Regions from separate parts of the Mus musculus genome. Here region 2 is linked to region 1. A link is a loop called in an ENCODE intact Hi-C map of the cell type or tissue named here. Cell type or tissue: gastrocnemius. All regions are shown on one strand. Links, peaks and the distances in the headings refer to the core of each region. The heading gives the core; the rest is flanking DNA. Region 1 overlaps Synpo2 (synaptopodin 2). Region 2 holds the start of Usp53 (ubiquitin specific peptidase 53).

Evidence for each region. A loop is a pair of places that touch in the nucleus more often than their neighbours do. Peaks named below come from ENCODE experiments on the same cell type or tissue, not always from the same donor. Only the 100,000 strongest peaks of a DNase experiment are listed, where the experiment ranks them.
Region 2: a loop joins it to region 1, with 4 times the contacts of the local background. A loop is called at or near these places in 12 of 42 quality-filtered maps.

Annotation. Positions count from the first base shown.
Region 1 is chr3:123,097,082-123,109,772 of GRCm38, forward strand. The region is part of intron 4 of Synpo2 (synaptopodin 2); the gene reads right to left. Among named protein-coding and RNA genes, the nearest start is that of Myoz2, 68 kb to the left of the region's middle. In gastrocnemius, for the core only: a CTCF peak has its summit at 6,320 (motif pointing left); a DNase peak (open chromatin) is centred at 6,320; H3K27ac peaks cover 3,873 bases.
Region 2 is chr3:122,978,481-122,991,171 of GRCm38, forward strand. It overlaps Usp53 (ubiquitin specific peptidase 53), which reads right to left and starts at 5,967. Exons shown (of 16, transcript NM_133857.3): 1 at 5,802-5,967. In gastrocnemius, for the core only: no CTCF peak of the experiment used is centred there; a DNase peak (open chromatin) is centred at 6,076; H3K4me3 peaks cover 2,375 bases; H3K27ac peaks cover 3,789 bases.

The sequences.
Region 1 (12,691 bases), core at 2,955-10,954:
CAGACAACAAGGAATACACACTTTTCTTGAAGTCCATGGAAGGTCCTCTAAAACGTATCATATACCAGGACACAGAGCCATTGTTAAACAAATATCGGAAAGCTGAAATAACTTCCTATATTCTATCTGATCACAATGGACTAAGGCTACAAGTCAACATGGAGACAAAGCCTAGAACACATACAAACTCATGGAGATTAAGCAATGAGTTACCGAGCAGTGACTGGATCCTTAAAAAATCAAGAAGGAAAAAAATTTAAAATCTCTCCCAACAACTGGAGCAGGGCCTGCTCTTAAAGCTGATGCCGGTCTGTGGATCCTGTTCCCTAACTGGGAGGCCTTCTCTGGCCTCAGTGGGGGAGGATGCGCCTAACCCTGCAGAGACTTGATGTGCCAGGGTTGGGTGATACAGGTGTGGGGTGGCGGGGTGGGGGTTGGGGGGTGGGGGGGAAGGCTCCACCTTCTCAGAGGAGAAGGGAAGGGTGGATGGGGTGTGAGGGACTATGTGAGGGGGACCAGGAAAAGGGGGGTAGTAATCAGCATGTAAAGTTAATAAATAAATTGATATAGAAAAACATTTTAAATCTTAGAATCAAATGAAAATTAAAACATAGCATGCCAAAATTATGAGATACAATGAAAGCATCTTAAGAGGGAAATTCTAAGCATTGAGTCTATATTTAAAAACATCAAAGAAATCTTTTTGTTTGTTTGTTTGTTTGTTTGTTTGTTTTTCCGAGACAGGGTTTCTCTGTGTAGCCCTGGCTGTCCTGAAACTCACTCTGTAGACCAGGCTGGCCTCGAACTCAGAAATCCTCCTGCCCCTGCCTCCCAAGTGCTGGGATTAAAGGCGTGTGCCACCATGCCTGGTCAAAGAAATCTTAAATAACTTAATTATACACCTTAAAGGTCTGGAAAAAGAAGGACAAGTCTTTAGAAAGAAAGTAATAAGTTAAGACAAGAGTATGGAATGAAAATAACAACAAAATAATATAGTTAATGAAACATATTTATCTTTGAAAAGATAAAGACTTACCTACCCTTACCAAAGTAACTACAGAAGTGAGAAGAAGATCCAAATTAAATTAGAAACGGAATAGGAGCCATTACAGCAGACACCAGTGAAATTCAAAAAGCATTAAGTCTTACCTAAAATGGTATATCTTCCCACCGAATTGGAAAAATCTAAAAGAAATAGGTCAATTTTAAGATGTAAATGACCTACCAAAATTAAAACAAGAGGAGATCAACAATTAAAACAGATCTGTAGTAAGCAGTGGGATTGAAGCAGTAATTAAAAAAAAGAAAAAAAAATCTCTCAACTCAAGCAAATCCAGGACCAGATGGATTTTATCAGACCTTCAAAGAAGAACTAAAATCAATACTTCTCAAATTAATCCATACAAAGTGAAGAAACATTACCTAAGTATTTTATGAAGACAGTACTATCCTGATCTAAAAACCAGACAAAGATAAAGATGCAACAAAAAAGGAAATTAAGACCAAAAACCCCAAAGACCATATGAACATAATTGCAAAGGTTCTCCAAAAAAAAAAAAAAAAAAAAAAAAAAACCAAAAAACCCAAAAACAAACGTTTTAAGCTTAATTTAATAGCACATCATAAAGATCACATACTATGGTCAAGTAGACTTTATTCCAGAGATATAATTATAAAGTAATATATATATATATAAATAAATAAATGTTATTTATTACATAAATGGACTCAAGACTAGAAATTATAAGGCCATCTTGATACAGGGAAAGGCTTTTGATAAAATCCAACATCACTTCACGTTTTAAATCATTTAAAACTGCATTTCAATAATCTTAAAACTCGTGTAGAAAAGACTCTAAGTAGCCAAAGCAACCCTGAGCCAAAGTGAATCTACTGCTAGAGATATTGCCACACCCGGTTTCTACGCTGCAGAGGCAGCATAATAAATAAACAACCAAACAAAGCCCAAACAGTTTGGTAGTGGCACAAAATAGATGCATAGATCCACAGACTAGAACAGAGGCACCAATACAAGGTCAGGTAGCCACAGCTACCTGACCTTTGGCAAAGATAGCAAACGTACCCACCCAAAGCTGAGAAAAGATGAATGGTGCTTGGATAACTGGATCTAAGTGCAATAGTGTCCTCACCTCTCCCGTGCAGAAACCTCGGCTTCCCAAGGATTAAAGATTTGTACAAGACCTGAGAGTTTCCGCCTGTAGGAAGTATGGAGGACACTTCCAGATGGAGGCCTGCTTAAGTAAGGGCTTTCTGAATAAGACTCTAGCCCTTTAAGAAGTAAGTCCAATAACTGACAAACAGGACCCCATGAAAACACCTGTACATCAACTGTAGACGCAGCCTACAGAATAGGAGGAAATTTATTTATTTATTTATTGCTTGCCAGCTGCACATCTAATAGAGGATTAGTATCTACAATAGTCAAAGAACTCAAATACCTAGACTCAATAGAAAATAGGCTGTGGAGCCTAACAGAGAGTTCTTGAAAAGAAACACAAATGGCCTATAAAGATTCTAAAAAGCCTTCAACATCATTAGCTTTCAGGGAGATTCAAATAGAAACTTCTTAGAGATCCCGGCTGTGCTGACTAGTGTTTCCCCACTTTATACAAACCATCTTAGAGGAGGGAACCTCAACAGAGAAAATGCCTCCCTACCACCAGCCTCTAGGAAAGACTTTGGGGCGAGTAGGGGGAGGGGCGTCTTTTCTTGATTAATAATTGATGTAATAAGCCCACTGTGATTTGTACCATCCTTGGGCAGGTGGTCCTACCATACAGAAGAAAGCACACTGAACAAGCCATGGACAGCAAGCCAGTAAGCAGCATTCCTTCATGGCCTCTTCATCAACTCCTGCCTCCAGGTTCATGCCTTGAATTCCTGCCCTGAGTTCTTCCAGTGATGGAGTTTGACCTGAGAACTATACGATGACATAAACTCTTTTCTCCCCAAGATGCTATCGATCACCATGCATTATCCCAGCAGTAGAAACCATAAGACACACTATTAACCCAGTCTAGCTTTAAGAAATCAGACAAAAACATTGGTGAGGACGTGGCCAAAGGGGAACAGCTGTCCATGTGGGAGTGTAAATAGGTGAACCTGCTATGGGATTCAGGTCAGAGGTTTCTCAAAACGCTAAAAATAGAACTACCATATGACGCACCTGAAAATAGACCCAAAGGACCCTTGTTTCCTGCTACAGAGATGCTAGCTTATCCACGTTCATGGATGCTCCATTTAGAATAGCTAGGAAATGCAAATCAGCTTAAATGGCCATCAGCTAATAAATGGATAACAAAAATGTGGTGCACATACCTCATGGAATTTTGTTCAACTATAAAGGAGAAAGATGAAATAATGAAATTTGCAGGAAAATCGATGAAACTGGAACACATTATATTAAGCGATCTAATCCGGATTCCGAAAGGCAAATGCCACATGTCCTCTCTCATATGTGGAGCCTAGCTTTGACATTTTTATTCGTGTGTTTAACTTGGAGTTGCTGCAAAGGTCATAAAGTCAGAAAGGGACTGTGAAAGGAGCAAGAAAAGACACCTGCACGGACCTGGGGGATAGCAGCTGATACTTGATAGGAAAGGAGAAGAGGAAAGACTTAGTGTCCGAGGTTCAATCGTGCACAGGGGTGTGCGGACTGGGAGGGGAGAGGGTGGAGGTGGATTAACCAGAACAAAACATGCATGAAGAATCTTTACCGCAATCTACTACTGTGCATGCCAATATAAAAAAATGTATAATTGTTTTAGAAGGAAGTTCAAGCAGAAATACCCTCTGTGGGTAGATAATGCTCACACCAGGAGACAGGAGTTATTATTCAAGAATCTCAGTGCCAAGCCTGTGAATGACTGGCCAACGAAGTCCCAGAGACCTCCAAAACGATGCTGCAGATATGGCTAGAGGTCTTGGTTACTCAACTAGATAGTAGAACCCGATGGCTGAGGACACCACGTGCTTAAGTTTCAGAATATAAAGAAATAAATCTGGAACCGATCAGAAAAACTTCCTCTCTGCTAGCTACTTTCATCATGTCCGAAGTTGCTGCAGGCTGTGCAGGCTGCAGGGGAAGGCATCACTATTCTTACCCTGTGCTGATCCCTGTATACTACAATACTCAAGTGCCAGTCAAAGCGTGCCCAGTGGTTCAATCCTGGCATAACTGTTATGGACGTAACCAACTACTTTCTGATTGGGTTGGGGTACTCCTCTCCAGGAGGGAGTCATGCCTGATGTTGTAAACCTGGCCAATAATTCAAGGGTAGGGACTTCATAGGGTCTATGGAGGAACCTATTATTGCTGGTTTGCTAAATGATCATATGTCCAACTATCTTCTAAATATTTACATTTATGGGAAAGTTCTTTTTTGTAGTAGACACTGAATGGTAAATGCAAGGCTCGTAACTTGTCAAAGTGCTAAGAATCTGTGACTATTGGATACTCAGCCCTAAGGAGAACACCTCTCCTCAGGGGATAGGACGGAAGTCAAGTTAGAAAGGATGTAGGGGCCATAGGACAGGGAGGAGAAGTATAAAATCGGCCATTGCACTTATGGACAAAGACTGTGATTAATTCACTTTGCATGTCTCTCTGGTCTAAATGGTGAGGTTTTTCTTTTCTTTTTTTTTTTTTTTTTTTTTTTTTTTTTTTTTTTTTTAGTGACATCTTTCTGTGGTGGTCTGAATAAGAATGGCTCCCATAGCCTCTCATTTGAGTGCTTGTTCCACAGTTGACGAAACTGTTTAGGAAGGGTTATGGCAGAGATGTGTCACTTGGGTGTGGTCTTTGATGTTCCAAAGGTTCCGAGGTTCTTAGCCTTCTCACTCTCTGCCTTGCACCTATGGATCAGAGGTAAGCTCTCAGCTACTGCCCCAGTGTGGTGACTGCCTGTCACCATTCTCTGGCCATGATGGTAATGGTCTCTAATGCTCTGGAACCATGAGACCCCAGATTAAATGCTTTTTTTTTTAATTAGTTGCCTTAACCATGGAGTTTTAGCACAGCCATAGACAAGTAACTAAGATACTTTCTTATTTAAGAAATTTTGCAGCCTGATGGTGGTGGGGCACCCCTTTGATCCTAGCATTCGGGAGGCAGAGGCAGGGGGATCTCTGAGTTTGAGGTGGATCTAATCTACAGAGTGATTCCAGGACAGCCAGAACTACACAGAGAAAAGCCCTGTATTTAAAAAACAAAACAAAACAAAAAAAATTTCATTTTAGAGAAAAAGGAATTCTATAAAGTAGGTAAGAATTGTCAAGTGAAAAAGTAGGTAAGAATTGTCAAGTGAATGATCAATTTTCTGAAGTAGATAAAGGATAGGTAATTGTAGCCTAAGACAGCAACTTGTAAAGGCAACACAATGTCTAAGCCCTTCTAAGCATGGGGCCGGGGCGGGAGGAGGAAGGAAGTAGGAGAAGAAAACAGAAAACCCCCATAATGTGCATGTCTGAAGTACTTATGCATCTAATCTAGCCATTAAAAACCAAAAACACCAGAGAAGGAGTGGGAAAGAAGTTTTTAACAAATAATCGAAATGTTCCTCTCAAACTTCGCTTGATTTGTGGCTTGGGAATCATTTTATCCGGCCATGGTGGCTATGTTTAATCTCAGCACTCAGGGAGGCCGAGACTAGAAAAAAAAAAAAAAGAAATCATTGTATGGAATATTATTAGTCTGCCACTCTCTCTCTCTCTCTCTCTCTCTCTCTCTCTCTCTCTCTCTCTCTCTCTCTCCCTCCCTCTCTCTCTCTCTCTGAGATGAGAATGAGAGAAGAATTAGGGAATCTTACTTCATAGTCTAGGTTGGCCTGAACTCTGTTTCAAAGAAACCTGATAAAAAGAAGGAAGGGAAGTATGGCTAATTAACATTCAAAATGCTTCAGAATTCTTTGATTTAGATCAATAAGAATGTTTTGAAATCTCACTTCCAGAGAGATTTCAAATTTTAAGTTAGTCACTTTAAAAACCACTTTTGATTGGAGTTAGCAGGTCTAGGTCCCCAAACCAAGGGCAGCTTTTCTTTGACAATCCCTTCTCTGAGAGTTACAAAGATGCTGAAGCGCTCAAGACTGTCTTAAGTGATAAAACTATAATTCTGCTTCTGAAAAATATTTATCTCACCCTTGATGTGTAGTGACTGATCTGACAAAATCAGATCTTGAGGCTTCTCCTATCTTTAATAAAACAACAAGGACAATACTGGAAGTCAGTTGCTGAGCCACAAACTTTGGAATGGCGGTCTGGGAAGCTCTACGAGGGAGAAGAGTCTGCTGCCACCTGGTGGACGCTAGGCGTAATCACGTTTGCTTTAACACCTCACAGAGTCCGAGCAGGCCCACAGCCCTGCGTGGTTTGGTTGTCTTTGATGAGGGGAGCCTACAAACTATTAAGAGTCTTAAAGGACTGTTAGACAGGTGTTAGAAATGCGTTTTATAAAATGAGGTGCACAAACAAACAAGTATCAGATGACAAATTCCTGGCTCCCACCCAGATCTAATAAATAAGTATCCAAGGTAAGGCCATGCCAATCTTTACTCCCATGGAAATGAAAGTTGGAAAACGATGTAATAAAACACAAGAAAGACATACGGGCATGGTGGCTTATCCTGTATCTCATACTTAGTTCCTGACTTGCTTTGGTTTGAGATGCGGGGGGGGGGGGGGGGGGGGGGGCACTCATGAAGCCCAGGCTAGCCTCCAAATTCGTCTATAGCTGAGGGAGACCTTTAACTCCTAATCTTACTGCCTTCACCATTGCACCATTATGCTGGCTTTCAGCAAGACTTTCCTAATTCAGATTCCAGCGTCGATGGAGCTCATACTAGGCTGCCGTGAAGAATTAGTTAGCCATATCCAAACATTGACAAGCAGGTCAGGTATTCATCCTTGGGTGCTAAGTGTGGGAAAAAAAAAAAGAAAAGAAAACTCAAAATGGCAGATTCATGCCTTAGACTGACACCTGGGGTATCCAGGTTACTCAATAGTGGATCTTATTCTGGAGTGAGCAGTTGTTGACGGCATTTATACATTTGAAACACACTGGGGAAAAATGACCAAGGGTAAACCAATTCAAGACCCAGTTGTGGCTTTTGGGGTTTGGCTGTTTGGGGCCCAGTTGTGTTTTGTCTTTAGCTATGACTAGACGTCACACATGAAAATCTAAGCCATTTCTGTTTCATTATATCCGAAACAAAATTCCAAATCCAAGCTTGTTTTGATTTGTGATTCTTTTTTAAAGGTCGAGTCTTCTGAGCTCCGACTTCTGCTTCTGACTCATAGACATTCTAGAAGTACCAGAAAATCCACAAAAATTCCCTGGGCGGAGGTGGTCATGTTGACGTCCCTCCCTGCATGGCTTCTGAGGCTTGTGTCTATGCCTTCCCAGGCCCTGGGCGCTTGCTCTGTGGAGACCTAGATTTCAGTCTGGCTTTGGAAAGCAACCATACCTCTTAGGCAAGATCAAGTACTGCAAAACAGGTCGGGTCATTGACCCTTTGTCCCCAGAGGGAGTTGCAGCAGGCCTGGGGACAGTGAGGTGCAGTGAATGAATGGGTCAGTGGGTGTTGTCAGGGCAGGAACACACAGTGAGACTCTATCTCAAAAATAAAAGGGTTTGTGTGCGTGTGTGTGTGTGTGTGTGTGTGTGTGTGTGCACCTCTGTGTGCTGAGAGAGTATTTGCATCATCTCGGGTAATCCCACATGGAATTTACTTAAGAGGTGATTATCTTTTGATCATACCAAATCAAACCAGTCCCTTTTTCCTCCCCAGCATCAGGGATGGATCCTGGAACCTCATATTTTCTGGGCAAGCACTGTACTGTTGAGCAATGCCCTGTCCCCAAATCACAGCTTCTTAATTCCTAATTTTGCGGGAATTTTTGTCACTCGGTATTATTGTCACTAAATTTGAGGGTTTTCTTTTGTTCTTTCTCACGGATCTCCGTTTTCTCTTGGTCCTCTACGGTCCTGGTAGCAGTGAGCACAGTCTGGCACATACCAGCCTACAAGGGCTGGGAATTTGTTTGATGGAGTCTGTTCAGCACACTTGTCTGAAATGTAAGGTGTGGTCTACGGTTGCTTGGAAGTATTTGACAGGGACTGTGCTGGCTAATTTTATGAACTTGACACAGACTAGAGACATCTGAGGAGATGGAGCCTCCATTGAAAAAAAAAAAAAAAAAAACAAAGGGCCTCCAGGAGGCTGAGCTACAGGCAAGTCTGTAGGGCATTTTCTTAACGAGTTCTTGATGAGAGAGTTCAGTCCAATGTGGGTGGTGCCACCCCTGGGCTGGTGGTCCTGGGTTCTATAAGAAAGCAGGCTGAGCAAGCCCCGAGGAGCAAGGCAGTAAGTAACATCCCTCCATGGCCTCTGCATCAGCTGCTGCTCTATTTGAATTCCTGTCCTGACCTCCTTCAATGACAGACAAGAATGTGAATGGGTAAGCCAGATGAACCCTCTTCTCCCCAGCTCGCTTTTGGACATGGTGTTTCTTCACAGCAATTATAAGCCTAAGACAGGGAGGGTTGTCTGTCTTGGGGGAATCTTCCAATGGGGTCTGCATAGCAGGAAGGGTTGATCCCCCCACCCCAGGTACATCTAGGGTGGCTGCTGCCTCAGCTGGAAGTGTCACCCTCACAGGTCCCAGTGATAACTACTCGTCTTCTTTGAAACACTGGAAGCTGGCGAGTCTCGCATTATAATTCTGCTTAGTAGTACTGTTAGGATGCCCAAAGTGATGGGTTTTGAATTACCCAACTATCTAACAGGAAATTTCTTTGAATTCTCTCGGGGGGGGGGGGATGCATAAAGCCAAGGAATCATTCCTTTTGTTTAGTCTGCATTTCTTCTTGTGCACACCCCTCCTCCTTCCCTCCATCCTACCCCCTGCATCACCAACCCCCTTTTTCATGTTCTGTTGGGTTTTTATTTTATTTGATTCATTCCAGGGCCTCACACACACGCTAGGCAAGTGATCTACCACTGAGCTATATATTCCTAGCCCTGACTCCATTTTCTAAATCGTATCCCTTGCCTAGCCAGAGGCTGTGACCCTGTCACACAAACTCGCTGTCAGAGCCGTATCCCCCCCCCCCCCACCTTATAGCTATGTCTTTCTTAGAGACTTATTTCCATTTCCATCAAGCTCCCATAGTATATAAATTTATGGTCTATCTTCGGATGAAAGGGTCCTTCCCAAGCCTATTGTATGGAAAGCCATTTATCCAACACGGAACTTCATGCGGAATTTGCTTGCCCAGCAGACAACTAGCAGGTCTTCTGGAGTGAGAAGGCAGGGTGGAAACAATGTAGCCATGGATGCAGAGTACTGGCGTTGCCAGCAGGTGTATGTATCAGCCTCACCCACTATCCAAAGCTCAGGACCCGCACAAAAACTACATTAAGCCTTTTGAACCCAAGAAAGAACAAAAACATCTCCAAGTTGGGTCAGTAGATCTAAATGACAGGCCAACAGAGGAAGCAGAGGGGGCAAGCTCTTCAGTTTTATTTCCCCTTTTTAACTTCCTATTTGACAGGTCGTTATTAAACATTCTGAATTTCAGGTGTTCCATTAAGTAGCAAACCACCTTCCCTCTCCCGGTAAATCCCAGGAGTAAAAGCAGTGTGGCTGGTTAGGAAGGCAGAGCACACACTGAGTTGTTAACAGAATGCTAGCTCACAGTGTACAACCTAGGGCAAGGTCTCCAGCCTTTGTGCCTCGGAACCCCATCAACAATCCATAAAATGGGCACAAAAATGCTACCTCCTTTACCTGGACAACCAATCAAAAGGGTATTGTAGGAAAGATACTCAGCTGATGCCGGGCTAAAGTTTTTGTAAACTCAGTATTCTCATTATAGTTTATGTAAAACACTCACATATTTTACGACTATCAATAAGCTAATTGTCCTTCCTACCTTCTGCCCACACTCTAGTCCTCGGAAGCTTTGAAACTGTGTGAATGGCCGCCCCAGCTTCTGTCCCTAACTGACATCCTGATAGGGACTGCAGGTCTTCATTCAGGGTTGTCCAGTGTGTCAAAATGTCATTCCCCCATCAAGAAGAACCCAGCACTGTACTCTTTGATGTCAACTTCCAAGAACACTTTCTGTTTCTTCCTACGAGGCACATTTCTTTTTCATGCAGGGCCAGCTACTGTCCTTTGACTTTAAACTGTTTCTCATGCATATACCAGGGACCTTTCTTTTGGATCCATGAGATCAGATCTCTGCAGAGTGCTTTGAACATTTCTGAGTGCTCCCATTGGCAGAGGCAGGAAGGAGGGAGATTGAACAGCAGGTCTTGGTGGGCTGTGCTTAGGGACTCTAAACTATCATTTCGGCAGTGGTAAACTACACCGGATGTAGATAAACAGATCAAGAAAGAGATAAACAAAGACCCCCAATTATACTGAGTTAGCTGCCAATCTTCTGACCAAATCAGTAATCTGAAACCTGTCTGGCAGAATTTTCTGTCCTCACAGTGGTCTGGGTGATGGGACCCAGGAACCTGCATCTGTGTGCCCAAACACACCCCTAGCTCCAGATTTGACAATGTTAAGATTAAAATTCTCTCCATTCAATCGCCTCTGAGTGGCTCTTTGACTTCTGAGAGCCAAGTGGTGGATTAGTGTGCACACATCGTATGGACCACACACTTTAAACATTTTAGAAAGTGACTTTGTCGAGGAAACAACTGCACATCAGTGCTCCTGCCTCGAGGAATGGAAGCTCACGGGGTGAGATGCGGTGTCTGGTCATTCAGCACTTTTGCCTGCTGTTTGGATCTTATGGGAATTTGCTGGTCTGCTTTGTGGCTGGAAGCCAACTCTGGTAGGAAGTCAAGAGAAGAATTTCAACTTGGTATTTTCCCAGAATACTTGTTGACTCCGCCAGCAGCTTTGAAGTGTTAACAAAAATCTCTGTGTTCCCCAGAGTCCAGTGATATGGGACATAAGACCATCAGGGGCCAGTGTTTCTGGGAATATCGATGGTTGGAATTTACATACTTTTCTCATGAACACGCACAGTAAAACGTTTAAAAGCAAACGCAACAGCTCTGCTTCAGGTGAGGTGAGCGTGCTCTCCTGGCTTCCTTCTGAAAGCCTGTGAAGAATTAAGCCTTTCAGAAAACAGTCACTTCTTACCGACCTTGATTTCAAGTGCCCTTCCTTCCTGCCTGGTTGGTGGGGACTCCTGAGAGAGCACAGCTGACTCAGGGGAACTCACCTTGAGATGTGAGCGCTAAATGACTTAAGTGACACTGGGGAAACACTGAGTGCTCACAATGGGCTTCACTGGCTGTGTCGGAGAGCTTTGCCCTTTCAGAGGTAGCAGAGACCATTCACATTCTTTCTCCCAGTGACTGCAAACAGGAGAGCAGCCTCAGGTGCCGGTTCATTCCTTTAAAGGAGAATCGTCTGTGACATTGCAGATGTGACTACTGATGCTCTAGTACAGGCTGTGGGGTGATCTGCAGTTGTTCTACACTGAGAGATGTTGGCACTAACCAGAAGAGCCGTTCCCAACTTGGGGGATCCAAGAACCCTTTCACAGGGGTCGCATATCAGATATGCTGCATATCATATATTTTACATTAAAATCCATAACAGTAGCCAGAATTACAGCTATGAAGTAGCAACAAAATAATTTTATGGTTGGGGAGTCACCACAGCATGAGGAACTGTATAAAGGTTCGCAGCATTAGGAAGGTTTGAGAACCACTGCTCTAGAATAAAAGACGCCAGCTTATGTTACATAACTAGCTATAGCTTAGACGTGTTTCCCCCTGCTTACAATTAGTTTCTTCTTGTGCATATTAAATGGGATTGTTGACACGTGGTATTGTCAACAATCACTGTACATAATAGCAGTTTACGAGTTCGAGAATGATCATCCAAATGTGCAAGATAAAACATAGCTCTAAAAAATGTGACAGTGGATAGTCTAAATACATACACTGTGTATTAGCTACTCTCAAAATAGAACTTGTTTATGATCGAAGTATTAGAGATAGGCTAGTGAGTGTTCTTAGGTTATGGTGTCAATGTAGTTCCCCCCAAAAACAGGGGCAAATGCTGGGCTTGTATTTCCATGCTACCTGCCTGCCTCCTGGAATCTTCATATTGTGTGCTCACAGCGCCTTGTTCCTGCTGGGACGGGAGGCTTGAGCCTCTCGGAAGGAAAATTTAGCACAGTCCTTCAGTTGTGGCTGGGATTCCCTCAGTGGATAAAGCATGCAGTGGATCCCTCTGGGTATAGATCTTCAGGTACTCAACACAAGGCACCCTCGGGGATTCATTATCACTGTTGTTGACAACAGAAATGGACTTCGTGAGTTAACAAAGGTGAAAGGAAGAGGGAAGGAGCAAGCAAAACCAACCAACAGAGAATAAAAAGGAAAGAAAAAAAAAAAAGAAACTGTTTTTTCTAAACTCCCCATCCAGCCAACCAACGACCCCACCAACCTTTGCCTAAAGTAAAGCCAGGACTCAGATTTAACCGTGGACGGAGCAGCAGTTGGAGCCAGAATTCTAACCTCTTTCTGCCCCAGTGCCATCCCTACCGTAACTCCACCTGAGGGGTGGCCCGTGTAGCTCCTTGGAGGAGGAAGTCCTATCTGTACCTCAGGGAGTTGGCTTAGTCTTTTCTTTC
Region 2 (12,691 bases), core at 1,909-9,908, 120 kb before region 1:
ATAAGGAGTGTGGGGAGCTTTTAGGACCAGAGAATTGAAATTTTAGTCCTACAAGGAAAAGAATTTGCCTGTTAGCAGATTCTTCGCTGAGGACTCTGCCAGCCAGAAACCTACCCACCATTTGATACTCTGACCTTGGCCTTGAGAAACCAATGACAGAGACCTTGTTGAGCCCATATGGATTGGCTCACTAAAATTATGAAACTATAAAACAATTAACAGAAATTATTTTAAGTTGCTAAACTTGTGGTAACTTATTATACTATAACAGAGAACTATGATACCCAACTAAAACAAACATGTTTCTGCTTTTGTTCCCAGGATTTCAATTTTCTAGAATTCCACACAAATGAAATCATATAATGTTTAATTCTCTTGGAAGAATGCTTTTAAGTTTCATCAACTTACTGCACAACTCAGCAAGTTGTGTTGTTGTGAAGTAACACACCCAAATTTATATTTCTGTAGTGTTTCCAACTTACAGTTACTGTAAATAAGCACGAGCAGTTGAGTACAACTTTCCGTGGTCTGGGTTCCCCATTTCTCTTGGGAATACACCGAGTGGGATTACTGGGATGTATGATTGCTTATGCTCCACTTCATTAAAACAAACAAACAAACAAACCACCAGATGCATCATACGCTTTCAAACCCTTGCATTTGAGAGCTATAGCTTCAGCTGCACCAGGTCTTCACCAACAATTGTTGCCTCAATCTCTTCTATTTAGAGATGCTGTGGTCTGTAGTGTTGGTGTGTGGCTGAAACACACATTTCTAGAACTAGTGATGCTCAGCAGCTTTTCACATGCTTAGGTGCCTTCATGCCTCTCGGGAAAGAAATTACTTTCAAGGGGCTGGACAGATGGCTCAGTGGTTAAGAGCACTGACTGTTCTTCTAGAGGTCCTGAGTTCAATTTCCAGCAACCACATGATGGCTCACAACCATCTGTAATAGGATCAGATGCCCTCTTCTGGTGTACTCACATAAAATAAATCCTTAAAAAAAAAGAAAAAGAAATTATGTTCAATCTTCTGGTCACAATCTTACTGTATGCCTTATTGACCTTTAAGAATTCTTTAATTTTGAATTAAGTTTTGATGAAATCTAACTTATCAAGTTTTTTAGATTTTATATCTATTTTTTGTTTGCTTTAGCTATTACACAAATGCCCATACCTATCTCTCACAGTTCTGAGGGCTGGGAATACTAAGGTAGCAGTGGCTGGCAAGAGCTTACCTTCTTCAAAGATGGTGCCTTCTGGTATTCACACATGGGAGAGAGATGAGCAAGATTACTCCAGCCTTTTCATTCATGAAGGTTTTGCTGTCACAACCTAACGACCTCCCCCAAACCTCACCTGTTAACACTACTGCACTGGGGTTTATGTATCAACTTAGGTATTTTAAGGGTTCACAAACATTCACACTACAGCAACCCTCTAACTATACCTACCCTCTAATCTCACCTCTAGCCACCTGATCTTTGCCTTTTCCCATTCCAGCATACTGACTCCTTATCATTCTCAAACATGTATCAAGCAAATTCCTACTCTTGAGAGCCTTAGCAGTGGTACCCCTGTGCCTGGAATCCTAATGTTTCCCCTGATCCTCCTGTCTTTGCCTTCTGTTCTCTCCAAAGCCTCACCTTCTAAATGTAGCCTAAAAGTAAAGTTGCAAGCCATCCTCCACCTTACCGTCCCAACTCCCCCTGGCACTTTTTACCTTCTAAACCACTATGTAATTGACCTATTGGATGTCTTGTTTACTATCTCCGCCTCTCGATTCTCTGCAAATGTAAAGCAAGTCCCAAGCATCTTCTATATTAATTGGATGAATCTGAGAGGGAAAGCTGAAATTCTAAATAACAAGTGTTCCTAACAAAGACTACCTATAAGAGTTCATCCTTTTGACATTGAAAGATGATGTTGTCATCTACAAACATGTTCAGTTGAACTCACAGCTAGCCTGGGACTAGCCAGAGGAAGTCATAGAAGGGGCATCTTGCTAATGCTCATGTCTTTAGTCTCTGAAATGCTACCAGTCTGCCTTAGCATCTCCTGTCTGCTCAGTCATCATCTTAATCTTAAGGTGATGGCTTACCTATCTTCACATTCCCTTAGTTATAATGTCTGTGGTCTACAGCAACACAGTGCAGCTCTCCGGATGTAGTTCAGGATGAAGAAAGCCACCACCCTCTGTCAAGTCAGAAGCGACTCCATCAGTGTGGTGTGGATGGAGATTGATAGGAGAAAGGGAGGAGAAGCAGAATCTTACAGAAGGGAGAGTAAGAGAAGGAAACCGTCCACCACCCTTTCACCTTTGGACACTCAATGTAGGGGTGCTGGTCATGGTTCAGAATAGCCAGAAGTGAAGCTTAGAGGAGGAAGAATTCACAGATGGAAGTGGCTGCTCATTCCTACTAACTCAGCACTAAGAAGGCTAAAATATACTAAGGAGGCTAAAGCATTGGGTTTGAAGCCAGCTTAGGCTACAGAGCAAATTCCAGAGCATACCGAATTATAGAAAAATTTTGTCTCAAAACGTGACCCATCCAAAAAAGAAAAATTTCTGACATGATTATCTAACACTTTACTAATATTTGAATCTCTAGTATCTAGTACACAGAATATGTTTTAAAAGGTTTACTAAGAAAAACCTGCTAACCCAAAGAACACAAATGCTAAGTTAGAAACAGTATTCTTGGGACTAGAGATGGCTGAGAAGTTAAGAATGGTTGTTACTTTCCCAGAGGATCCACATTTGATTCCTAGCACCCGCAGGGCAGTGCAGAATTGTCTGTAACTCCAGTCTCAGGTGATCTGCCTCTGGCCTCTATGGGTAGCAGGCACACAGATGGTACAGACATATAGGCGAAATACCCATCCAACAAGAAAAAAACAACAAAATACAATAATGTTCCTTAAAACTTTCCCCACCTTTAATTCTTTTTTTACTGCTCAATATGATAAACTTCATACTATCACAAAGATGTCATGCTATCTCAGATATTTATTTACTAGTGTAATTAAAGTTAGGGCTGAGGTTCTCATAGCTCTGTGGTCACAGCACTGGCCTACTATACTATGGGCAAGGCCCATGACCAAATTCAATGACCAGCACCAAAACACACACACACACACACACACACACACACACACACACTGGCACACGTAAAGCTTTGAAAGGTAGGACAGTGAAGGTTTACATAAAATTTTACTTTCCAGAATACAAATATGAATACATGAGGCAATTTGAGCCCTGTGGACTCTTCCTGTGGCCCAATACAGGCTCCTCTGATAGCATTTTTTAAAAAGAAAAATGTTACAAAAAAAAAAAATCAGCCACACAGAAAAGCAATTAAATTAAGATGTGATTCTAAGCCTTATATAGTACACCTATAATCTCAGGGCTTGGGAGACTGAAGGAGGAGGATTACAAACTGGAGGTTAACCTAGGCTACACAGGAAGACAACCAAGTACATAAATAACAAAATTATAGGCAAACACTACATTTCTTGTCATGGACCACTAAGAAATTGGCATACAAATACGTGTGTGTGAGTGTGTGTGATTCTTATTAAAAAAAGAGAAAGAACTCAATTACTTGCCAAGATTAGAGTGGTATATAAAGTTATTTAATAAAATTCCAAGAACTGAGCCTGGCGTGGTGGCGCATGCCTTTAATCCCAGCACTTGGGAGGCAGAGGCAGGTGGATTTCTGAGTTCAAGGCCAGCCTGGTCTACAGAGTGAGTTCCAGGACAGCCAGGGCTACACAGAGAAACCCTGTCTCAAAAAACCAAAAAAACAAACAAACAAACAAAAAAACCCAAGAACTTGTAAAGATTTATGAATGGTCGAGTAGTTACACCTATTTCTTGTTTCTATTATACACATACATTGTAAATGAGCATTTGAATAATCGTTGCAACACAAAGTTAATAATCTACCATACCAATACTACATGTGTATCGTCACTAATGTCTACCCTGCTTCTCCAGGAGGACACAAATCAACACACGTCCATCCTTAGCACAAAATCTCAGGAAGAGCCTCATACCATAGCGCACTATGTTCAAAATGTTGGCATGTGCAATATATAAGCTACCAAGCTTTCTGTAGATTGTCGTTAGGGTCTGTAATTAGGTCACACCTTATAGTTAAAGCTGTGAAATAACAAGACTGCTTAGTATCTCAGTAACTCACCTTTGCCAGCTAACTTCAACGACCACTGTACGGAGAGAAGACGAGTTTTCAGAAAGTTGTAGAGTCAAGCAAAGTCCTTGATTCATTCCTTCTACAACTACAGACTTCCAACATAATGGAGCTGGTGTCTAATGAAGTTAGCATCTAAAAGTGCACATCACCCCTTAAAATAGATCAGATTTCTTGTCATTTTTAAACTTTATTCTGTTAAAACAAACTTCTAAGCCACTGTACACCAAAACTGCATTTTTCGACACTACATAGTGAAAATAAACTTCTGAAATTAAACAATATAAGAAATATTTTGAATCAGAGCACATAGTGAAACTGTAAGGGCATTGTGTGTGTGTGTGGGGGGGGGTGCTTTCTTACTAAAGGGCAAGAATAAGTAGAAAATGTGTCCTACCACTAAAATGGCACTTTTATTTAAAAAAAAAAAGTGACGCCTTTAAAGTAATAAACTGTTAGTGCCACGTATCATGAGTTCGATAGACAACTTTATAAATAAAAAAAAAAATCCTAAGGAAAAGGCTTGTTTGGAGGGTCTCTTGTTTTTTATCCTTTGGGAAAAATACTTAATACATTGATTCGATTTACAAACTAAACAAATCACTTCTGTAAGTTTATAGCAAGTTGTCCAAAGGAGCTCACTTTAAAAGTCTCTAAAAGATAAGTCAAAAACCTTATTTTCCATACAACTCTTGCCCGCAGAAAATCTATTAGGAATTCTTCTGACAATAGCAGATAAATCACACATTACTTTTGAAGACCCTTTCTTCACTATTTTTTTTTTCCTTTTTTCTTTAACAGAATAGGATGAGGGATCTCTGCCTCGACCATCATCGACACAGAATTGAAAACAACAGAAAATAAAACTGACAAGTTATCAATGTCACCAATCCATTCTATCATAACTTCGTGTCAGCACTGGCTCCACCTTTTAAAGGTGAAAATCAGCGTGCCTGGTCTTAAACAAGCTCCAGGGCTCACCACAGAGAACTTAGGTTTACTGCCCATGTACCTCAAAAGTAGCCTTGAAAATATATTTGGAGGAAAGAATATGTTTCCAGCTATGGAAGACCGCAAGCAGATAAGGACGTGCAGTACGTTTTTGCAAGCATTTATCGGGATCTGCACGGAGAAAACAAACCCCAGGAGAATAACAAAACCTCAAAACAGGCTCAGATTGCAGGGCTTCACATCCTCCCGGTTACACCTGCGCAGGCACTTCCTGTTCCCCCGCGCCGCCGGCGAGTAGTTTGGTAATTGTACCGTAAACCGCCGTTTAGAAGCTAAACATTAACTCCGTCCGTCTGTCCAGCTACTGAGAAACCAACCAAGCCAAGATTCTATCACATCCAATCCAGTCTGCTCCGCCAAGGAGGAACGCCAATCACGCTGGAGCCCTGGTGAAGGCTCAGTGCTCCGGCAGCTGTGGGGCTGCACCGGGAACCGCAGGAGCCTGGCCAGCGCATCCCGACCCGGCCCAATCCCGCCCTCAGCCTGCGGCCACCCGGGTTAGCGCGCCCGAGCGGGGCCAGGCCGTGGGGACCGAGAGTCCTCCGCCCTCTGCCCAGCGGGGGCTCCCGCGACTCACCCCAAGCTCTACCTCCCGGCGCCGTAGCCCTTCCAGTCCCACTGGCCCGGCTCCGCCTCGCGCCGACACCCACAACGTCGTGACAGGCAAAGCGACACGCACAGGGACAGACGGCCACACCGCCGCTTTCAGCCGCCAGACCCGCGCAGAGCATGCGCGCACGCCCAAGACCCAGGGGCCGGTCTGGGCAGTGACACCTGCGATCAACAGGTCTCTGGACCCCGCCTTCCCCCGCGTCAGGACGCCCCGCCCCCTTGCGCCGGGCCCGCCTCCTCGTCTCGCCCCGCCCCGCCCCGCCCCCGCACGTGAGTTCCCGGCTTTCCCGCGGGTGATGCTCCCTTTCCGAGGGCTTGTGTGAGGCGCGAGATCCCGCGAGAGCAGGGCTCGGGCTTCTGCCCCGACGCGGGGGTGGCGCGCGGGGCGGGCTGTGAGACGGGACGTGGCGGATCGGCGAGCGGCTGCGTGGTGGGCTGGGGACTGCGGCGGATTTCCACGGCAGACGCGGGCGTCCCGCCGTCGTCCGCCTTGGTTGGCGGCTTTGCAGCCTGAGTGCGGATGCGCGGGGATCTGAGCCGGGGTTCTGTGGGTTTCAGCCATTGCTGGGTCGGCACCCCGGCGGTCCCCTTAGGGAGTCGGTACGGTCTGTTTGCAGTTGAATGGTGTCCTTTGGCGCGAATGTATTTTCCCTAAGTGGGGCTTTCGTGACCACTAATAAAACGAACGTCTTCATAACCGCGCTGACCCAGTTAGTATTTGTCAGAAATTTTGGCAGCATCCTCTCCGCGATGTGGAGCAGGTTTTGAGTTGCAAGCTGCTGCTGCTGCGAACCAGACTAGCCTTTGTCTGGGAAACTTTTATTTGGGATGATAATTAAAAGGAAAAACAAAACAAAGGGGGGAAAAAAAAACCTGGCTGATGATTAAGATGACTCAAAAAGGTAGATGTAGGTTTGGAAGACATTTCCAAAGCTGGCGTGAGTCATAAAAGTTGACTTAGATAAACTCAAAGGGGACTCCAGTTTACCTGAAGAAATCGCATGAGGGAGACCCTGCAGGTTGGTGGGTGACATGCAGTGAGGTTATTGTGTTTGACCCGGGATCAGTGAGAATTTATTATGTACCACATAAAAGAAGTAACATGAAGCCATAGACGCCGTCCTCAACATTAACATTAAAACCTCGACGGGAAGGAGCCGGAGAAACCAGCTCTTAGAAATGTAAAGAATTGGCACCATACTGTTTCCTCTCGGGTGCACTCTGTTTTGAGGTGTTGTTTAATATATCTTCTGTCACCTCTTTCCCCTTCAGCTATATTGTGTATTCTCGGATGTATTTTACATGAGTGCCTTAAATATGTCTTAAAAATAGACCAAGGAACAAGCAGTCCAGGTTTAGTTATGTTAATGTCCTACTCTTGACGTAACAAGATCTGAACGCCTTGTTCCCCCAGGAAAAAAAAAAAATGGTAGTTAGGAAGGTCACAGTGTGGTTGTATTAACTCAGAATTACTGTTCCTCGATGTGAGGTGAATGTTGGGGGTTAGATTCAAACAGTCCCTGGGTGAGCAGACCTAAATTATGAAGGAACCATCTTCACCACATTGGTTAAGGGTTCCTACAAGGGAGTAGCTTTGGTGTGTCAGAGAATACACTAGATCATCTAGGTGAAGCCCAGCACTTCCTAGTACCAGCATACCTCTTTCTGATAACTCAGACTGAGGAATGTACTACCCTGTGGCTAAATTCCTGCCTCTGAGGACTGGTAGGAGTAGCAACTTTCTGTCCAGAGGAGCGGGGATCCAGTAGTTCCTGGAAGTCATTATAGCTAGGTGTGGTAAGTCATGGCTGATGGGGTGGGGTACTGTGAAATGCAACAAGGAGAAAAAGCAGCTAAGAGATTGAGGCAAAATTAGATGTTAGGCGAAGTCTTTTACCTATAAAAACATTCATGAGGAGGTCTGACAAGCAATTGCATATTAACTAAGCCCTAGAGAGCAAGAACTATCTTTTTTTTTTTCACTGAAGTTCTAGGGCATAGTTGAGTCTGGCTGCTATGAAATCAAAACAGTCCTTTGGGGAGTGAGGCGGATTATAGGAAAGATCGGGAAAAGATGCAAGAGACAGATATGGGAGGGCTGCTGGTTATTATCACACCAGCAGGGAGTGTATGTCTCATAGCCTTTTTATACCAGTACCTTGGGAAGCAAAGCCACAAGCTAACAAACAATTTGCTGTTCCCATCCAAAACCCTCCCTATTCCTCCCACCTAGGTCAATAGAATCTTCAGCCTCTCGCCTTGAACTTCAAGTGTATCTCCTCTTATCTTTCCATGCCTCAGCAGGCCAGGAAATCTGCCAACAGACCTGACCTGCCTTGACCCTGCCTAAAAGGCAGATTTTTCTCTGCTTCAGAGAAGCAGCAAAAGGCTCCCAACCATTAAGTATCTGGCACCAGTGTTTAACAAATACATGTTTAGTGAATGGGATGAAAAGTTGTAGTTGATTTTGTTTGTTAGAATTGATAAAACTGTTTAGGCAAAAATTAGAGCTACTGGGGATGTGTGAAGGAAGACATGTGCCTGTTCAAAGTAAAATAAGGCTAGCGTGGGCTTGGTGTAATGGGGGCCCTTGTAGGTTCTTGAATGGCATGATTAGTTTGGAGTGTGACCAAGAGTTAGAGAGGAAACTAAAGCTAAGTAAGAAGAGATTTTTCAGACCATGACTCAGGGATGAGCCTTAGAACACTCTAGTCAAAACCAGTTCCTCCATGTATATCTCGGTTTCTGTGACATAATCCTTTCCATGACGTTCCTCCTAGTTCGTCAGTGTTTCCTCTCACTTTACAGGGATTTAAACGATTACTTCCATTTGTTTATCTGTGTAGTGTGCACACGTGCTGTATACCACGCGCGTGGAGGTGAGAGGGGAACTTGTAGAAGTCTAGAAGTCGGTTTTCTCCTTCCATGTGTGTCCCAGGGATGGAACTTGGGCCGTCGGGCTTGGCAGCAAGTGCCTTTACCTATGGAACTCTCTTGCTGCCCTTCCTCAACCAAGTTTAAACGATAATATGCCTTACTGTAAATTATAAGGTCTCATTTATTCTCAGGATATTAAATCCTTCAGAGTATATTCATGTTAGTTCCCAACTTAAAATTGTTCAATGGTTTATCATTTATATGAACTAAAATCCAAAATTCTTGCCAATGCCTACAAACAAAAAATGATCTACAAGTAAAGAATGATCTCTTTACTTATCTAACAATATCTTGGTATCTCCTACCAGCCTGGATTTTACATTCTTTATTCCTGTGTACATCTCAACTAGGACATTTGACTTTATTTTCTGTATATTTCTCTCCTGTGGGACACGTGGCAGTGGTTAATTGAAAATTTTGGTTGTGATATTTGGAGGTGAAGATGCTACTAAACTACATAGGACAAGATAGCCTCCCACACAACAAAGAATCATTCAACTCCAAATAAAATCCCCTGCCCTTAGTAACAGACCCTTCCCACTCATCACAGCATGCGTATAATCCCAGATGGAATTTTTTTTTTTTTTTTTTTTTTTACCTATCTGTTAGGCAATTAGTGTGGGGGTGATTCTGACCCCTTTTCAGCAGTTTTCAGAGTTTACAGAAAAGGGCCTTTTTCTCTGATTGCAAAGCAGAATAGGAGTGTGCTGGAAGCTACTGCAGCAATGTCCTTTGGTATTTGGTGTCACCAGTCCAAAAGAATATGGTCCCTGAGGGTTATCTTTCCCTTTCAAAGAAGTTAAGGGTTGAATATTCGCTGTATGCCCCAGCCTCTGAGACGTTTTGATAAACACAAGAAGGTCAAGTTCAACATCCCTGGCATCTTACATAGCCTTCTTTGGCTTAAACCTTATTGGCTCTCCATCCCGTTCCTCCTAAGATTCTGCTATTCCAAGAACATTTGCTGGTAAGATACCAAGTGACTTAAACTGTGGCCTCCTTAAGTTTTGCTGATAGCTTAGCCAATTTCATACTCTTGAGTTATTTTACCTTGACACATTCTAATTTTCTTATTTGTAAAAACTAGGGTGAATAATAATCCATGCCACTTGATAATGCTTCAGATAAAAGCAACTACGTTGTAGTATTATTGGTTACCAATACTGTGTCACCTGATAGTGTGATGCTACACGAAGCTATGTGCTGTTTCTTGGCAGAATGCCCCTGGTCCAGACTCTCACTGTGTAGGGATCTGTTCCTTCCCGAAGGAGGGGAAGGAACCCATTCTTTCCTTTTTATGACTTTCTGTTAAGATCCTATCACAGTGAACTGAAAGCCACCTCCCAGGAATGTGAACTTAGTGTTCTTATTTTTGTCCTTTACAGCAATGGCAGTTTATCTTCAATTTCTCTTAAGGCACTACTTCATGTTGAAAATACCACTTGTGTTCTTAATCTAAAAATAATCTCTTCTCAATTTTTGAAGGCCTAGTGAGTACCAAACCAATTCATTTTAATTCATTATATTTTACCTTATTCTACAAAATACTTCAAATGAATTCTAGTGTAGCATAAAGAATAGTGGTCAGAGATAAGCAAAGGCTGGAAAGACCCTGCAAGGACAGCATATATGTATAAGAACAAACAATAACACAGGAGTATGCACTACCTGGGTCCCTTGAACTTGGAAAACCAAAAATGAGTTAGACATTTAAGTGATCAGTAATAGGAAACATTTTTCTGTCTTTATCTCAAATGTGTCACTCCCAAGTGGGTCTTCCTCTGAAGAGCCTTGGGCATCATTTACTCTGTTTACCTAGATTTCCTGATGGTGGCCTTATTGGCATGTCCCTGGTAAACTCAGTGTGCTCCATGTGGCTGGTTCATAATATACTCATATTGTCAGCCTCTGGGGAAAAAAAAAATGTGCCACCCAAAAATAAAACTGCACTTTTGCAGTGAGTCTGATTGCAGTTTAGAGAAGTATTTCTTCTGTTGTTTCCCACCACTGATTCTTAATCAGAGCAGCTCATCGAGGGCTGTTTTAGAATGGCTTGTACCTACGCTTCGCCCGCCAGTGTCAGTTTGTATTTAGAATAATTAATTTGACTTGATTTTTTGTTTTGTTCTGTTTTGTTTTGTTTTGTTTTGTTTTGTTTTCAAGACAGGATTTCTCTGTATAGCCCTGGCTGTCCTGGAACTCACTTTGTAGACCAGACTGGCCTCTGACTCAGAAATCAGCCTGCCTCTGCCTCTGCCTCCTGAGTGCTGGGATTAAAGGCGTGTGCCACCACGCCCGGCTCTTGACTTGATTTTTAATGGATTTATATGAAACTAAGAACCTATGAACCCTTAGGTTCTTCATAGAGCATGAATGTTTATGTAGCCTTGCACACAAGATCCTATTAGGTTTTCAACCTATTAGGTATTCCATAACTGACAAAAAGGATTCACTGGTCTATTTCATTTTAGGATGGTTTGCTGTTTGTTTTGAGACTATTTTGTGTAGCTTACTGTCCTACAAGCTCTATAGCTGCTGATGGAGTTAGACTCCCACAGCCTCCACCTCATCCCATGGCCGGCTTCTTCCTAAATGTTTATTGCCTAGATACCGTCTTTATCTTCAGCAGTGTCAGGGAGGAAGGCAGAGGCTGGATTCCTGACGTTCCACTCCGTGAGTTGTCTGCATTAACTCCCAAGGGCAGTTTTGAAACAAGTTAGAAAACCCAGCCTTATTCACAGATAGACTTGATTTTAAATCCTGACCATTACCATTTATTTGTCTGATTTTGACCTTTATGAATTTCTCTAAGGCTCAGTTTCCCTCATCTGTGTGTAGCAGTCTACTATTAACCCTTACTTTGGGATGCTGTTTATAAGATTAGTAGATTACCAGTGGTTTGTGGGACTTTGTCTGTGTGGTTTTGAAAAAAAAATAATTGGAGTGCTTTATGCAGATTATTAAACTTATTGAATGACCCTAAATATTAATATATTTAAGTAGTATGTGTATGCAATATTCAGCATGGAACCACCTAATAAATGTAAATTGAATAAATTTAAACAAATAAAAGAAAGTGTCAGTTAAGAGTGGTTCTGTTTATAGCTATGGAAACAGAGTAGATAGAAGTAAGAGAAGACACTGCATTGTACTAACAGACCCAGAAGCAAGGGCTGAGGCTCTGGGGTGGAAATGGGAAGAACTCATGTTCATCTGTTAAAATCCCTCACTGTTCAGATAAGGAAGCGTAGACTCGGGGAATAAAATTCCCAGGCTCCTCTCATGTACCACAGGACTAAACACTCGCAGCTTGCCTGCCATGACACTCTTTCCCTGAAACATTCTCAAGTCTCCGAAGAGCTGGGTCTCTGGTTCCTTAAAGTGAAGCAGAATCCCTTCTGGGTCCAAACGTTGATGACAAACATACTTGGTACTTCTGTGCCACTTTGGGAAGTCAGGGAAAAGAGCATAAGATGGAAGTCAAGCACTTTCCGGAAACAGGTATCTTCTTTTTCCGAATTATGATATCTGAGGTAGTATCCTGACTATAAAAATGACCATGGGGCCTAAAGAGGTGGCTCAGCAGTGAAGAGAACCTGATTGTCCTCACAGAGGACCCCCAGACAATTTACAACCATGTGTAACTCCAGTTCCCAGAGCTCCAAAGCCCTCTTTGTTGCTCTTGCAAGAGGACCTGGATTTGATTTGTCCATACCAGATGTTGTTTCACAACCATTCATACCTCCAGTTCCAGAGGATTTGACATGCTCTTCCGAGCTCCGTGGACACCAGGCATGCACATAGTATACGTACACACATGAAGGCAAAAAACCCCTAAATTAAACTTTTTCAAAATTTGTAAATAAAACTACTCAGTGTAGTTCCAAAGGACTCCCAAACAATATAGGTTATTTTTGT